2 separate regions of the Homo sapiens genome follow, and region 2 is linked to region 1. The links are chromatin loops, found by intact Hi-C in ENCODE. Cell type or tissue: Calu3. All regions are shown on one strand. Links, peaks and the distances in the headings refer to the core of each region. The heading gives the core; the rest is flanking DNA.

The links. A loop is a pair of places that touch in the nucleus more often than their neighbours do. Peaks named below come from ENCODE experiments on the same cell type or tissue, not always from the same donor. Only the 100,000 strongest peaks of a DNase experiment are listed, where the experiment ranks them.
Region 2: it touches region 1 in a loop (4-fold over the local background); 6 of 110 quality-filtered maps call a loop at or near these places.

Annotation. Positions count from the first base shown.
Region 1 is chr5:166,954,062-166,962,815 of GRCh38, reverse strand. No RefSeq gene overlaps it. Among named protein-coding and RNA genes, the nearest start is that of TENM2, 21 kb to the left of the region's middle. In Calu3, for the core only: no CTCF peak of the experiment used is centred there; a DNase peak (open chromatin) is centred at 4,855.
Region 2 is chr5:167,562,797-167,571,550 of GRCh38, reverse strand. All of the region lies in intron 4 of TENM2 (teneurin transmembrane protein 2), which reads right to left. Among named protein-coding and RNA genes, the nearest start is that of TENM2-AS4, 93 kb to the left of the region's middle. In Calu3, for the core only: no CTCF peak of the experiment used is centred there; no DNase peak of the experiment used is centred there.

The DNA of each region.
Region 1 (8,754 bases), core at 1,860-6,859:
CGGCAGGGCTTCCAGAAGCACTCGCGAGTGCCCTGTGATATGTCACACCGACTTGGAGGAGCAGAATGCCCTTCATAGTGAAATGAAGTTGGAGAAATCAGAGCGCAGAGTATTTTTGGTTCTGAGATTAAAAGGCCTGTGTCCTTTCCTGCCAGCCAAGATTCCACCCCACCCCCCATCCCCAACCAGGAACACTTCAAAGATATTCTAATAGGAAAGGTTGCCAAATAATTGTCAGAGAGGATTAGTATTATCAGTGACCAAACTGTGAGTCTTTGGTCTTCTGGCAAGCCAAGTGGAAAGCAGAGCCAGCTCCAAAAAGCAGTTTCTATGGAGAGCAGAGAAGTAGCCCTAATTCCGGGGTAAGGGACTTAGGCAGCATTTAGCACCCCATATGAGCAGACCACTTATTCCTAGAACAGATCAGCTATAGGGCACATTGCCCTCACTTCTATTCGATGATAAACACCAAACATGCAAAGTAAAGGCAAGCAATGCACAAAGTAGCCATTAAGAGATTTAGATTAGGATAGGTAATTATCCCGCTCCTACCCCCAACCTCATTCCAAATGGGTTCCAAACCTTTACAGACAGCTCTAACAGCCCAGAGCACAGCCATGGTCACTGGGAGGAAAAAAGAGAAGAAGGGAACTAGAGGCAATAATATCTCACTTGACATTTCAGCTGGAGAGAAGGTAGCGAAGAGGAAGCAAGATAGTGGTTCTAGCAAGTTATTATGTCATTCCACTCCCGGAATGTTAACACAGATAGAGAATGCAATACAAGTTGATTTGATAGCCTAGCTGGAGGAGAAAAGCTGAGAAAGTGAGAGACGACTGGAAGATTCTTGTTGGGAATATTTCCTTATCAAGGATCCCCTTTATGAGCCATGTTTCTCCTTAAGACAAAAATTGTATCCATGTGTTTCTTTCTTTAAATCGTTTTATCTTACAGATTTCATCATGTCATGGCTCCCTCTTGCCTGTAAGATTAGCTTCAAAGGGCATGTCTTCATGTCTTGACCTTTGTCATGTATTTTAAACCTACCATCAAGTATCGTCTAACCCCACTTTTCAATTATGAACCCTACGTTTTGATCACACAGATTCACGATTGTTTTGTAAATGCATCATTATCTGTGTACAGCATGGTTTGTTTCTTTCTTTTGCAATGATCTTCCTTTCTTCTCCACGTTTGGTAAACTATTTCTTTTTTCAAAGCTAATGTTAATAGAATAACATTATTCTGAAATCTTCCCAGATTCCTCCTGGAAGAAATCAGAATTCTGTCTTCTGTGATTCATCTTATATTATAGAAGCTTCATCTTAATGATATTTGAAATTTTTGATATGATACTTATTGTGCTAATATATTGCTAAAATACTGAATCATTTGTGGGCTTGGAGTCTTGTCTTATTTTTATGGCAAATGGCTGCCTACAATAGGCAACCCATTATTATTATTTTTTCCCAAATGAAAATAAGATGGGTATTCAGAGTCTGAATATCAATCAGTTCATCTCACCTATTTTATAATAGTTACAATGATTGAGATCATGTGATCACAACTAAAGCACACACCACCATCTGGTGGCAACATATATAAATTGCAGTATCAAGTTTTAAGATACGGGTAAACTTTATGAAATTTCTCCCTGCTAGTGTGAATTTTAAAATAGTGACTAGGCTGGGCGCGGTGGCTAACGCCTGTAATCCCAACACTTTGGGAGGCCGAGGTGGGCAGATTACCTGAGGTCAGGAGTTCAAGACCAGCTTGACCAACATAGTGAAACCCTGTCTCTACTAAAAATACAAAATTAGCTGGGCGTGGTGGTGGGCACCTGTAATCCCAGCTACTCAGGAGGCTGAGGCAGGAGAATATCTTGAAACCAAGAGGCGGAGGTTGCAGTAAGCTGAGATTGCCCCATTGCTTTCCAGCCTGGACAACAAAAGCGAAACAGTCTCAAAAAAAAAAAAAAAAAAAAAAAAAGCATAGTGACTACACTAAGAGTTACCATTTTATGATCATTTTGGTAACAGATTCTTGTATTGATGATTAGCAGATAACTTCATAGACACTTTTAATGCATTGGATTATTCACCTACTCCAGTTATTTTCAATTTTAAAATTCTATTCATATGCTTTAAATGCAGTTTATTTCATGTAAATCTTATAAATTTGATATTTTAAAAGTCTATTTGCAATACAATATCTTTTCATATACAGTCCGTGCATGTGCTTTTGTTCCTGTAACAAATGAACCTACTATATGCAACATAATGCCTTAGACACTGCATTATGAAAAGTTTTCTCTTGGATTAAAAGAATATAATGTCAATACATGTGCCCAGCACTTGACCAACCAGACATCTCCTTAAGTTAGCACATTTTTAAGCATAAAATGGTTGCTGACACTTATAACAGTGGTCCTTAGGCACTGTCATTGCTATTGATCTGAAAGGACCGTCAAAGAAAAAATTATATTTTGTGTAGTTTCAGGATTAAGAATGTGTAGTTGATATAACATATAAGAATATCATTTCCCAAGAATTAATAGTAATCTTTCTCAACCAGAATATTGTATCAAATGCAACACCCTAGACCATGACCACATAGAAAATTTATGGTATGATAGTTATCATATTGCTGCTAGACAAACATGAATGTCTTCTTCTACTATTACAACTCTCTTTATGTTCCTCTCTACAGTCTTCCAGTATTGAGGGGAAAGTATACTATGGATAAAATAACAAAGCTGCTGTATGTACACTGGCTGCCACTCAGAGTAAGATGCAGCCTGTGTCTCTATTCATATACAGAACGTAACTCCAATGTCAGGCTGCTAGAAGAGATAAGAATCCCTGAAAGTAAAACAATGTGTTTTGAAGATAAGAACTTGCTTCCTGAATTGCACCCAAGTCTGAGAGTTTCACTCTATATTTGTGAATTTAGAATTCATGTGGAGGCCTCTGTAAGAACCTCCATACCTCTGGTCTCTCCTTCCCCTAATCTGGTCTACAAATGGTCACCAGATGATCATGTTAAGCCATCTCTGTACACATCACTTTTACTTAGGAGCTCTTAGACTTCCAACTTTCCACAAAACAAAATCCTAACTGCTTATTATAGTGATCAAGGCACCTGATGACTTGATCTCCACTGTGTGGCACCTACCTCACTATGTGCTATGCTCTATATTCCATCTATTGCCATGGGTCCCCTTTGCCCATCACCAAATTGTCTGTCGTTTCTTATCTTGATATTTTCCCCTATGCCAGCGCTTCTCAAGCTATAATGCAAATGCAAATCACTTGAGAATGCAGATTTTGATTCAGGGGGTCTGGGACAGACAGCCTGAGATTGCACATTTCTAACCAATTCCATGGGATGTCAATGCTGCTGGTCGCAGGATCACAACTGGAGTGGAAGGGATCTATTCCAAATCTCAACCTGCCCATCCATCTCCATTCTCACCCCCTGACATTTCTGACTTTTGAAATAGTGACTTATTCTTGAAATATCAACTCTGACTCTCTCTCCTTTTTAACATTTTCCCTAGTACCTCTAGTTCAGTGTTTTTCAACTTGGATGCACATTAGAATTACCTGGGGAACTTTCAAAAATCCAGCTGCACAAGCGCATGCCAGGTCCGTTAAGTCAGAAACTCTAGGGTGGAGACCCAAGGCATCTGTATGTTTTTTAACTCCTCAGGTGATTTCAACCTGCAGCCAAGTCTGACAGCCAGTGCTTTTGGATGGAAGTGATTTGTTTTCAATACTTATAGCTATTTGTTTTTACCTGTGTTGAACTTGAACTTACTGTAAACTATTCTTGTCTTCATAAATACCTTGCTTTTCCTGCTAGCCTGCATGCATTTTGAGACTAGGATGTTTGCCATGTCTTGGCAGGTGGAATACCTTAGCACTTATTCAAGGGCTGTTGGGTCAGAGTCCCTGTGTTCGATTCCCAGATCTGCACATACAGCCTTGCCATGCACCATCTTGGTGTCCTTGGGCTTATAGTTTAAGCTCTCTATGCGTTAGTTTTCATCTCTATACGTTGGAAATAATAATGGCAGTTGCATCATCAGGTATTTTTAAAGAATAAGATAAGGCATATGAAACGCTAAGTGAGTACTGGCTCACAGTGTCTACTCAATAAACGCTAGCCATTATTATTATTAATTAGCCTTCTTTGTATGTCTCACATTGTACAACATAGCAGTAAGCAGTCAATAATCATTTGCTGGATGAATAAGTCAATAAATGATGGAGAATAAATCATATTTAATTGCTCTGAAATAAACCCAGAGCAGTCAGCCTTCTACTGAAAAATTCACGTTAATGAATGTTAACTGTTTTACAAGTGCTTGTAGGTACCTCTATGGCCATTAGCCTAGTGAATTCAAATCTGAGAAAAGATAGAGGTTCTCCTCACAATGGAAGAAATCTGACAAAAGATAATAATGACCAAGTCTCCACAAATGCTTTAAAGTTATTCTCAGTAGCATGTGCCCACTCAAATGTATTAAGCCTATTAACATAAATTTAAAAGGTTACATTGAACATATTATTTTCTGTAGGTCACCTTTACAACCCAACCCAAGCCAAGAACTTGCTGAATTTCATAATCCCAAAAATGTGTGAATATCTGTCCTTTAGGAATGAGCAGTGCTTTGCCTTCCATTGGAGGGACATTGTCTTGGCCACCACAAGTGTAAACAGCTCAGCTTTATAATGATTCTTATGTCAACAGAGCATTTCATTACCACTGAACAGTAAAGCAGGTAGGTGACTGAAGAGTGCGAGACATAATACATAATGTGATGGAGCGGGTGAAGTCTGCCTATTACCAGTGTGAACAGAGGCCTTTTGTTGGAATCCATCCTGGTGGAATGAATAGCCTCTGTTATGTTTATTGATTACACCCGAAGTACTGAGGTAGAGGTGGCTGGAGCTGCCCAGAAAAATAGTCAGATGCCATTGTGTGCCTTTCATTTTGGCAAGGCCAGATAATCAGTCAGAAATTCACTTTTAAACGCTAAACAAAATGTTCAATAGTCTTACATCTCACAAGAATAAAATCAAGCAGAAAAAGAAATGTCTTAAGTCACTTGTATTTGAGAACTTTTCACTAACTCTGTGGCTGCCATCCTAGCCCACAGTACCATTGACCTTTGCCTGAAGAGCTGCTACAAGGCCCCCTTGGCCCCACTTTCTTCCTACACAGTCAATATACTCTTAAAAATTCTATCTGATCATGGCACTGTCTCACTTACAGCCCTCCAATGACTTCCTATTATAGTTTGAATAAGATCCAGACTCCTTGGTGGTCTTACTAGTTCTCAAATGGTCCAGCCTTGCTTAATCGTTTGACCTCCTCCCAGGCTGTGTGGATCACCACAAGGCCCTGCGGGCTCTTCCTGCTCCTGACAACTTCAAACTGATTTCTCCTTATCAACTGACTTTTCCCTTTTACACTTTCCTGGAGTACCCTCCTTAGATTTTGCAGATCTTGTCCCTTATCCAGTCCTCCCCTCCATTACTATCCCATTACTCTCCTTTATTTTCTTCATAGAAGTTATCATCATCATCAAGTACTTTATAATTGTATTTGTTCATTTGTTAAGCATCCTTTTTTTTAAAACTGAAGTTTGTTCACCTTTAAAGATCTTTGGCCTCAGGTAGCACTGAACACAACATAAGGAGTGAACACTACATAGTTTTGTTTAAGTAAATGAATGAAATTAGCGGCTTACTTACCTTTACACAAACTATGTTTTTCACACACAACATGCATTAACATTAGTATTTTGACCCAAACCATAACCCTCTCCTCTTCAGAAATAAATAAATAAATATTACTTCAGGAAAAATTTCTGTACCTAAATGAGAATGATTTTCCTTTTGGTAGCACTATTATATATATATATATATATATATATACACATATATATATATTATGTTATTGGCATTGAAAAACACTAAGATTTGTTATCAACAAAAGCAAAAACAAAGAGACATCATGCCTAGTTCTCCTTTATTATTATATATTATTATATTTCCAAATGGAATCTTACAATACCTGGTTTTTTGTGAGTGGCTTTTGATTTTTTCATTTAGCGTAATGTTTCCAAGATTCATCTATGTTGTAGCACCACTGGTACTTCTTCATTTCTTTTTATTGCTAAATAATATTCCATTGATTGGTTATACAATGTTTTGTTGATCCATTCATCAGTTGATGCCCTTCTGGGTTGTTTACACTTCTTGACTAATGTGAATAATGTTGCTATGAACATTTCTGTGAAAGTTTTTGTGTAGATGTGTTGTCATCTATCTTGTATATAGACCTAGGAGAGAAATGGCTGGGTCATAGGGTAACTATAAGTTTAACTCTTTGAGGCAAGCTATTTTTTAAAGTGATTGCACTATTTCAGATTTCCACCGCCAGTGTACGAAGGTTCTAATTTCTCCACATCCTTATCAACATTTGTGCTTGTCTATCTTTTTTAGTATGTCCATCTCATGAGTGTGAGGTGAGACTTCATTGTGGCTTTGATTTTCATTTCCCTAATTAGTAATGTGGTATCTTTTAATGTGTTTCTTGGTTGTACATATTCTTTGGAGAAATGTCTATCCTGATCTCTTATCCATTCTTTAATTGGATTATTTTTCTTTTTATTATTGAATTTCTAGAGTTTTTTACATATTCTGAATATAAGTCATCAGATGAATGATTTTCAAATATTTCTCTCATTTTGTGGAGTTTTTTCTTTTTTACTTTCTTGCTGGTGTCCTTTGAAGCACAATTTAAAAAAAAAAAGTTTTGATGAGGTCTAATTTAATCGTTTGTTGTTATTTGTTATATCTAAGAAACCATTAACAACCCAGTCTCACAAAGATTTACTCTATATTTTCTTTTAGGATTTTTATAGTTTTAGCACTGACGTTTAGCCTACGATTAACTTTGAGTTAAATTTTGTGTATAGTATGAGGTACTGGTCCAACTTCATTCTTTTGCATGTGGACATCCAGTTGTCCTAGCACCATTAGTCAAAAAATACCTTTCTTTCCCCTGTTAAACTGTCTTGCCACCTGTACAGAAAATCACTTGGCCATGAGAATGTGAGTTTATTTCTTGAATCTTCTATTCTATTGATCTATGTGTCTATCCTCATGCCAGTTCCACATTGTTTTGAGTATTTCAAGCTTTGCAGTATAAATTTTGAAATCAGGAAGTGTGAATTTTTCAAATTTGTTCTTCTTTTACAAAATTATTTTGGCTATTCTGGGTCCCTTGCATTTCCAAAGGAATTTTTGGATCCAGTTGTGACATTCTGAAGAGAAAAAAAAAAAAAAGCAAGCTGGGATTTTGACAGGGATTGTGTTGAATCTGTAGATCAATTTGAGGAATATTGCATTCTTAACTATATTCATTCTTTTGATCCATAACCATTGGGTTTCTTTCCATTAACTTAGTTCTTTGTTAATCTCTGTCAACATTATTTTGTAGCTTTCAGTGTACGTATCTTATACTCCAATTGATACAATTATTCCTAATTATTTTATTCCTTTAGATGCTATTGAAAATGGAATTGTTCCCTTAATTTAATTTTTACAGATATATCCAAAATTTAATATATTGAACATAAATGATTTAGTCAATTGCCTTTCAAAGAAATATAACAGATAGCTGATTTTGTGCAAATTTGTATAACGCCAAGGATGTTGTTCATTTTTAACTTCTACCATTGTACTCTTGTTGCCAAATAAGAAAATTAGGCAACAACAGCTGAAGAAGTTAAACTAGGAACATATCTCCAATAGACAGTAAGATGCAGATGTTTAAGTAAGATGCTAAAAATGATATGGGTTAAACTCTCTCTTTATTTTAGGTAACATGCATGGCTGACAGTATATACTCTCATGTGAGGTTCTGACACACACAATCTTCCTGACAGGATTTATTAATTAGAAAGGAAAAGGGGTTTTTAAAAATTGCAGCAAATTTTATAGAAAGCATAAAAATAAATTTAGCCTTCAAAGTATATTTCAAGACAAGTCTATGGACATGATATTTTGAAACACAATGCATTTTTTTATATTATGTTGAGTGATGTTATTTATTATAAGAATTTTACTTAATGATATTGCTGTCCCAGTGATATATTTTATATACTCTACTTACCGAAGCATTGTTCCCTTCAAGCTTTAAAGTTTTGGAGAAACCAACTCTAGAGTCTTGTTTTTTAACTTTAATTGGTAATGTAGCCTCATTACTTTTTAAACATTCAAATGAAAATACTGTTGCAAATCAGGCTTCTGGCAGTGGTCTGACCTTTCTGGTCATTGTTTTACACTTTTGTTTTCTTCTAACATTATGGAAGGAGAGGCAGGTGTGTTAGGGATATACAGCTGTGTTATTTCTTGAAACAGCTGGCGCCAAGTTGTCAAAAGAAAAGCTCTCATTTCCAAATATTGCAAGCCTTGTGTAAGTAGACATAATGTAAGCTATGTACCCACAGTTATTGATTCTGCTCATTGACAGCTGAGGTGTTTAATATATCCATCCCCTTTGTAATGCCATTTTAAAACTCTTTGAGGATTAGGAAGGCGGTTTTCTCAAAGGTATTCTTGAGAGAGCAAAGGCCAACTAGCCCTGTAGTTGTGAGGGCTCTGACAGAAACTTAAGTGAGGAAAATGGAGCAGAGAAGCTAGCAGATATGTTCTAACCTGCCACAAATAATGATTT
Region 2 (8,754 bases), core at 1,218-6,217, 610 kb before region 1:
TGGAGTGGATATGTGTGATTTAAGATACCTTGAGTAGGGTGGGGGGCTAGGTGATTATACTGGGGTGACCAAGTCATATTAATATTTCTTACAGGAATGTAACTTTTATGTGACTTATTTCTCTGTGGGAGAGCTTTACATTCATATGCTTATATGACAGCGTATGATACAGTAGTTAAGTGCTCAGTTTTTGGAACCAGGTTACCCTGCCTAAGATTGAATCCCAGCTCCACTACCTACTGCTGTGTGACCTTGACTGAGTTATTTTGTCTCATTGTGTCCTCATCTTAAGATGGGTGTAAGGCTACCTGCTTCATGGGTTGTCATTAAGAATAAACAATGTCTGTGCCGTGGTAGGTCCTGCTCCCAGCACATAGCAAGTGCATCAGTAAATGTGAACTTCCATTGTTAGGAAACCCACTCAACAGCTTTTTAAAATTTTAAAAATGGATAACATGGACAATATTTCATCACCTCAAAATGGATGACTCATAAAGACTTCTTTCCACTCTGACCCTCTTTACAAGCTACAGTTCTTCAAATTCCCCTCTGGGTTTTTCCACTTGGATAATATGCTTAAAACTCAATAAGTTCTACCACTCAACTCATGAACTCACCCTCGAAGCAAGCCCTTTCTCCAAATCTCCTCACCAGTGTAAAATGTAAAATCCTTCAAGCCATTCAGGGCTCAGTTCTTCCCCCACCACAATCATTCAATTACCAATAACTTAAATACCAACCCCATATCTCTTAAAGTTACTGTTTTCAGACCTCTGACATTTCTTGATTTGTGTACTTTTGCCTGGACAGTTGCAATAATTCTTCAATGCAGCTCTTCTTTAGGCTGTTTTAGTTGTGCTGAAACACATGAAGGGCGGTGAAATGCAACACCCATTCCAGGGGGCATTCCTAGGGTTCTGGCAAGGACTGCACCAGAGATCGTAACACCGCCTTTCCCCTTCTCAAGAATGCACTTGGAATCTGAATGAAAGGAGAATGACATTATTCTACATACGACCTTGACTCTGCCCTAATCTATAAACTAGCTAATGTTTGGCAAACAAATACTTTTCTATTAGTGCCTTGTTCATTGTGACACTTCTCCCAACTGTCGTGACACAGCCATTGAAAACAGCCGTTTTAAGAGGTTTTTTTTTTTCTTCTCCAATTCATCCTTCTTAAAATGCCACTCTGAATGACATCCATTCCCAATAGTTATTGATTGGTCAATTGAAAGTCTGTTTTATTTCATTATCTTATGTATCGGCTTGCACATCATCTAAGGTTCACAATTCCTTAGAGAATCAAGTGCAGATTTGTTTGCCTCAACTTCAGTCGCCTCTGTGGTTTGACACCAACCTATCCATGTAAACACTGGTTCTATCCCTACTGCACAAGAGCTTACTGTCCGCCCAGCCTGATGCATATGCATCCCTTTCAGAGCCTCAAGTACATTATTCGTTCTGTTTAGAACGGCCTTTTCTCTTTCATATCAACATATTTAACTCCAATCTTTTATCAGAGACCAGGACAGGTTACATGTCCTCCACAAGTATATCCTTGACTTTCTTGGTTTACATTGATGAAACTGTTAATTCCCATAGCTATCACAGTGCTCTCGGATGTATCATAATTAGGAGCTGGGCTTTGGGGTTAGTCCTAAGTCCAAATTCCCACCCTGAAATTTGTTTCCTAATTGTGGAACATGGGTCAAATTCTTTTACTCTCTAAACCCTGCTCTCCCCATCTGTAAAATATTGTGAGAACTTAATAGCTAATCCATGTAAAGCTATTATATAATAGCTAGTATATAGCTAACACCTACCCAATAATGAAATAGTTCATAGTAATGGGAATGCTTCTTAAATGACAGGGACTTATCATTGCCTCTAATTTCTAACCTTGCAACAACTCACCAAATGGCTGTTGCTGGAACCATTTTACAGACAACAAAACTGAGATTTAGCAAAATTAACTTACCCGACATCACACAAGGAGCAAATGGCAAAGCCAGGATATTAACCCTTGTCTTCCTACCTTCTAGTTATTTTTATCCATGTCAGGCATTCAGACTTAGCTTATGCCACATTGGTTTATTATTACTTGGCTTTTCTGGTTTGTGCCCCGTTCTTCCATATATGTTTAAATTAAATGAGAACAATATTCACATTTTAAACACTTTGCATCTTTAGTACCTCCCACAATCTGTAAACAAAGTAGCTTGCTTATTCGGTAAATATTTGTTGAGTGTTTGATCATCTATGCTCATGGGGATTAAGTTTTTAAACACATTTAAATTCAGCAACACTTTTTTTGGGGAAATGTTTTCATCACGTTTTCCACGAAAATCATCAAAATTATACAAAATAATATAAAAGACAAACATTACATATGAATGATGTAGCTATGGCTGCACAGATAGAAACAAATGCAGTTCTCTGCAAAAAAAAAAAAAAAAAAAAAAAAAAAAAAGCTGTAGGAAGGTGATACTCATTGATTTCGGTCCTCATACTTGGCATTTACATTCTGCTTGAAGATGGGCCCCTCAGGCCACCCATTCCATGCATGGAAAAGGAAAAGTTATTAGCTGATAGTCATCCTTTTAAGGTTACACAGAAAGACAGAACTAACCACACAAATACCCACAGCGTTTAATCACCTTTAATTCTTTCTTTTTAAGTAAATGCATTAATTATGTTCTCTTTTATTTTCTCTCTGGCTAAGTCTATATAATACTAAAACAATCTGGAACAACATAAAAAATTCCATCAACCTATGTGATGTTTTTCTGTGTACATGGTGATGAACAATATTGTTGAATTTTCAACAAGTTGAATAAATGCTTTTATTTGAAATATATATTTTTATACACACACACACACACACACACACACACACACACACCATGGTCTCTGCCTGTCTGTGCACAAATGAAAAACAATAGAACTAAGATAAAGAACTGCCTGTGCTCCCCATATTAGGATAATCAATGGTGTCACACACTTACTGTCTTGAAATATTTGCATAAACTTCATGAAGTCAGCGTGTTTTTATTGTTGTTGTTGTTGTTCACTGCTATATTCCTAGTAGCTAGACCAGTGCCTAACACATGGTGAGTGTTCAGTATATGTGGGTCTGATACATGAATGAGCCATTCAATTTTGCCTACATTCATCTATTTCTAGCAGTGTTTTAAAATCTGGTCTATACACCTCCAAACACATTTTGTACCCTGCTATCTCCCTATGTTTTCCTTTTGCATGGAAGGATTTGTTAAATGTATGCTATCCTTTGTTCAAAATAAGATACTTCTCCAACCAAAAATATTTTTTCTACATTATATTAGCTCACAGTAAATGCTCTTTCCTCCCATGTCTAAGCACCCATTGCCGAGAACATTTTAATACATATAATTTTCCCATTAATCTTGTCCTGCCTTTGGATATCTCATACCATTGGTGAACTGTTATTCTTCTAATATTACTAGGTCTTTTTTATTTGATTTATATCTTACTTCATCACATAGATTTTAAGTATACTGAAGGTTACATGAGCGAAGTATTTTTTTTTTTTGTACAATATATATTGCTATTCCTTTGAGTACTACCTTGTACCTAGAATGCACTTATTAAAAAAGACATGTTGATTTGGTGGGCATGCAATTCTGATGGGCATGCAATTCTGTCATTCGGAAATTATGTGAAAGAGCTTATAATACAGTCCCTGGCCTTTTAAAAACTGTTGTTAAAATACAGCTAGTATAATGTAAAAGTGCATAATTTATTTGTAGCGTTTTTACCCCTGGGGTTGTATGAAAGGCCATTTATTTATTTACTTTGTTATGTATTTGTGTGTGTGTGCACATGCTGCGCATCAACCAGTGTTCAAGTTGGTGTCAAAATTAGCTCATCCCAACAAATTGAGATTCTTGTGGTAGGAAGAATTAACAACTGCCCTCTGGAAGCATATCGTTTTCCCCCAATCGTTTATACATTAGTTGGAAGTCAGTTTGTGTTGACCCATGGGCAGCTAATCCTCAGAGAGAGAGTTCTCAATTCTATAGGGTCTCTTCTAGGAGGTCATTTCAGGCCCAATTATACAATCTCTCTCTTCTACGAGGTTTGTTTTTCCTTAGGGTGAATATGATATGAAAGAACATTGTGGAAGAAACCTCATCTTAATAAGCCTTTTACCTTGGACAAAATAAGCTTTCTTAAGAAAGATTTTTCACCCTCATAATGCTTCCTTCTTGATTCACTAAAGATTCATGCTCCTGAAATTGCCTATATATTTTTTCCAAAAAGAAAAAGAAATTCTCCAAAATAAGAAAAGAGCATAACCTTTGAAGTTTCAAAAAAGCCCTTAATGTATCTTTCTTATTTGTAAAGATGAGATAATTTGGGTCGATTTTTATATCCGTTTCCAAACTTGCAATGAGTATATAATGTGATTAAAGGTTTGTGATATAAATAGTTTTCTGAAATTAGTTTATTGGCTTATTATAATTATATCAGATCTTATTTAGCCAATTAAAACAAATTATTTTGCTTATAAAACTGCTCACATTAATTAACATGTTCTGGCATTTTGGTTTTTGTCTGCTGAACAGAAGTCTGTCTTGTCTGTTTTCCATTTCTGTTTTGCATAGTAATTGGAACAACCCCTTAAGTGAAAACCAAAGTAGCGGAGCCACCTTATCATAAAGTAAAAATGGAAAGCAAATCAAGAGAGAACCTTAAATCTCTGCTTCCCATGGTGGACCGAATAGAGTTGGCCTCAATGAAACTCTAAGTAAGAATTTACGTTCCTCTCCATTGAGTTGAATACAGGCTTTGGTGGACTATTTGGTTCTTGTTACTGATGTTTCTCAATATGGAACGTTTGAAAGCATCCAACCAGAAGTTGCACAATGATCACAGCCTTGAACGTATTCATCAGAAAAACGCATTCACTGCTACAGGTTTTATTTTTACAGGAACCAGTGTGCTGCACTGTTTGCGAGTTTCTTCAATGCTCTTACCCATGACAATCACAAAAGCAATTCACAACCTTACTTATCAGATAGTTCTGTTTTACAATAATCTGGTTGCTATTTGTAAAATCCAGGAAAAAACAGTGCAATTTCTGATGCTGAATATCTGAAAAGCTCTGGAAGCTGCTAGGAAGAGATATGCACTAAAATATGTAATGTGATGGAATTACAACAGACAGACATTCTGGAGGGTGTACACTCTAGTGCATCTCAGAGTACGTGACATCTAATGGCGCTACTTTCAAGATTTGCAAAGAAATTCTGCATTTAAACGGCTCCCTTCCACTCACAGTTTTCTTAGCTCCCCTATTTAACTCTTTCATTAAAAAAAAAAAGAGAACTCTCTCAAAAAGAATGATCAACCAAAACAATCGCCAGTGAATAACTGTTTCCAGAACAAAATGAAAGTAGGGATCTCAATGAGATCATTTATTTCATGAGCTAGTTCCTAAAACTTTAGATGTACCATAAAAGCAAAAACATCTTTCTGATGAGAATTTAACTCACACAAAAAAGTGGTGATTTTAACAGCTGACAAATCCCCTATAATAAGGGGCTTAAACAACAACAACAAACAAACAAACCACTTTTCCAGTGATTAGTCTGTGCAGATGTCAAAGAAAAGTGCCATACACTCCCTTAAAGAATATAGACGCCAGTTAAATCTTTTTGGGTGTTTTCATGACCATATATTAGTGTGAGAGCAAAATGGGAATAACATACACCACTGAGAGGCAGTATAGTGCAATAGATAAAGTGATTGAATTTCAATCCCTGATCTCAGCACATAGCATTAGCTAAATTACTTCACCGCTGTCTACCTCAACTTCTCCGTCTATGAAATGGGACCAGTATCTCCAAGTTTCTGATAATAAGATAAACAAAAAACATTAGCATATTTATAAAGGCAGATAGCCCTATCATTTCTTTGTGCAGTTAAATTCTACCAAAGCTAAATCTACTCTAAGAGGAAAAAGAATTGCATTATGGAAGCTAAATGTTGTTCCGGAAGCTGCTGGGGCACCAATTAATAGAGTGATGTAATAAACCACTCAATAATCCTGCACTGGCTGAAAGAATTAATGCAGCTCACCTCTGTTGCTGTGAGTGCAATACCATGTACTCAGAGGGTGCTCGATAAATATTAGCTGATGATGATATTGACAGGGTGCTGTGTAGTCACGGCACTAAGTGAATTGCTAAGTTTACAATTGTACAGAAAACTCGTTGAATAATTATTGGCAATAAAAGAAACCTATCCCTGACCTCATTTACTATATTATGACATCATCTCACGCATAATAAGACCATCACCAATCCCTGGAAGCTTAATAGCCTTGTCCTACTGACTTGACACAATAAAAATAAGGTCATCCTGTAAAACATATTTAGAATTTGGGTACTTCTTAAAACTTTCATTGTTAGCACTCTGTTGCAGTCTATCACCATTTCTTTTCTGGATTTTGTAGCGCCTCTCAATTGTTTTCCATGATTTCTACTTTAGGCCCCTGTGGCAGTTCCTTATGCTGGGGATTCCTAATGTATCTTACCTTCGTGTATTCACAGTCTTGTATAGTTCTCTCTCATACTGACTCTGGGATTGGCCAGACTCTGGGATTGGCCATGACTTGCTTTGGCCAATAGGCCATTAACAAACATGATGCAAGAAAAGGCACAAGAAGTTCTTGAGCATAGGGGCTTGCCCTGCTGGAAGAATGCCATCCCCATGAAAGAAAGCCTTTTCTGGCCTCCTAGAAGATGAAAAACCAAGAGGAGGGAAACGCTCAAATATTTCATGGAGTCCAGCCCCCATGAAACCCACCAGCTAGATGAAACTGTACAAGTGAGTACAGGCAAGTCCCCCAAAAGAACTGCCTGTTGGACACACCAGAATGTGAGCAACAATCATTTCCTCTTGTTTCAATCTGCCAAGTTCTGCTGCATTTTTTATCTAGTAATAAATTACTGATACATCCCCTGCTGATTATTTCCAACTCTGCTAATCAGGGTGATTCTTTTACAATGTAAGCCAGATAATCTTACTCCTCCTCAAAGCCATCTATGAGCTCCTTATCTCAGAGGAGCCCAAGTCTTCCTAAAGACTTGACTTTCTAAAGACTTGACATGCTCTGCCCTTCCCTCAATTTATCCGATGTCAACTCCACTAATCTCTCCCTCACTTTTCTCTTTTCAGCTGCATAGGCCTCTACCTCAAAGGTTCTTCTTCATGAACATGGATTACTTTCACACTCTGTTTGGGTGTTTCCTCCAAAATCATTTTTTCTCAGCAGGGCTTGCCCTGATCAAACTGCATCATCTCCTTGCCCCCAATTCTCCATCCTCCCTTTCTGTTCCTTTCCATTGCACTTAAGACTTCTAAATCACTATATGGTTTACTGATTTTGGTCACTGTCTGACTCGCTTTCTCAGAATGTAAGCTTCAAGAGGGTCAGAAGTTGTCTTTTTGGTCCCCACACTTAGAACAATGGCTGGTACATAGGATAGACTTAGTAAGTACAGTCGTGCACCAGTTAGCCATGGGGATACATTCTGAGACATGAATCCTTAGGCGATTTTGTCATTGTGCAAACATCATAGAGTGCACTTACACAAACCTAGATGGTAAACCCTACTTCACACCTAAGCTGTATGGCATAGCCTGTTGCTACCAGGCTTCAAACCGGTACAGCATGTTACTGTCCTGAATACTGTAGGCAATTATAACACAATGATAAGTATTTTAATATCTCAACATGTCTAACCATAGAAAAAGTACAGTAAAAACACTGTATAGAAGATAAAAACGGTTACACTATATAGGGCAGTTCCATTATAATCTTATGGGACCACTGTTGTATATGAGGTCTGTCCCTGACTGAAATGTTGTTATTTGGTGCATTACCGTATTTGCTAAACTATAAAATTAATACTTCTGGTTAGGGTGCCCAGGGCTACAGATTGGGTTCTATATTTAATGGCAATGCTGAGATTGGATAGACTCTGTAAGGACACACAGTTGGTGCAACTTACAAAGATTTACGAGACATCACTTGGCAGAAAACAGAAGTAGCCTTGTGGTCAAGGAGAAGAGAAGGTCAAGAAGGTTCTTTGGGAAGTATTTCATCAGAAGGTCTTTTCACAGGTGGTGAGAACCACAATCAAAAGCAAAGAGAGGCGAGTACTCACCAGAATAGCCACCATGGAAAGGCTAAGGAGGAACCCAAGGGAAGAAAAGGAGACTCTCCAAGCCTGCTTGAATTTAAAAGGCAAGTGGCACAGGGAGAAAGATGCCTCCAAAGGGTAAATCTGATCTTTTTGTGGAAGACAAAGTTTATGATGTGCTTGCACCTTTTTCAGGAAAAGCCTAAAAATAAAGCCAAATATATCTGAGGCTTGGTCTTTTCATGCTGATATCAGAGTTGAGAATGCACACTGAGCCAACATTGCTACAGTACCTAGGCATGTGCCCAGGGATGTGACACACTGGCATTTAGGCTCCATAAACATGTAGATCACAAGTGGTAGGCTTGCTTTTTCTTTTTCTTTTTTTTTTTTTTTTTTGAGACAGAATTTCGCTCTTGTTGCCCAGGCTGGAGTGCAGTGGTGCGATCTCGGCTCACTGCAACCTCCGCCTCCCAGGTTCAAGCGATTCTCCTGCCTCAGCCTCCCGAGCAGCTGGGACTACAGGCGCCTGCCAACACGCCTGGCTAAATTTTGTATTT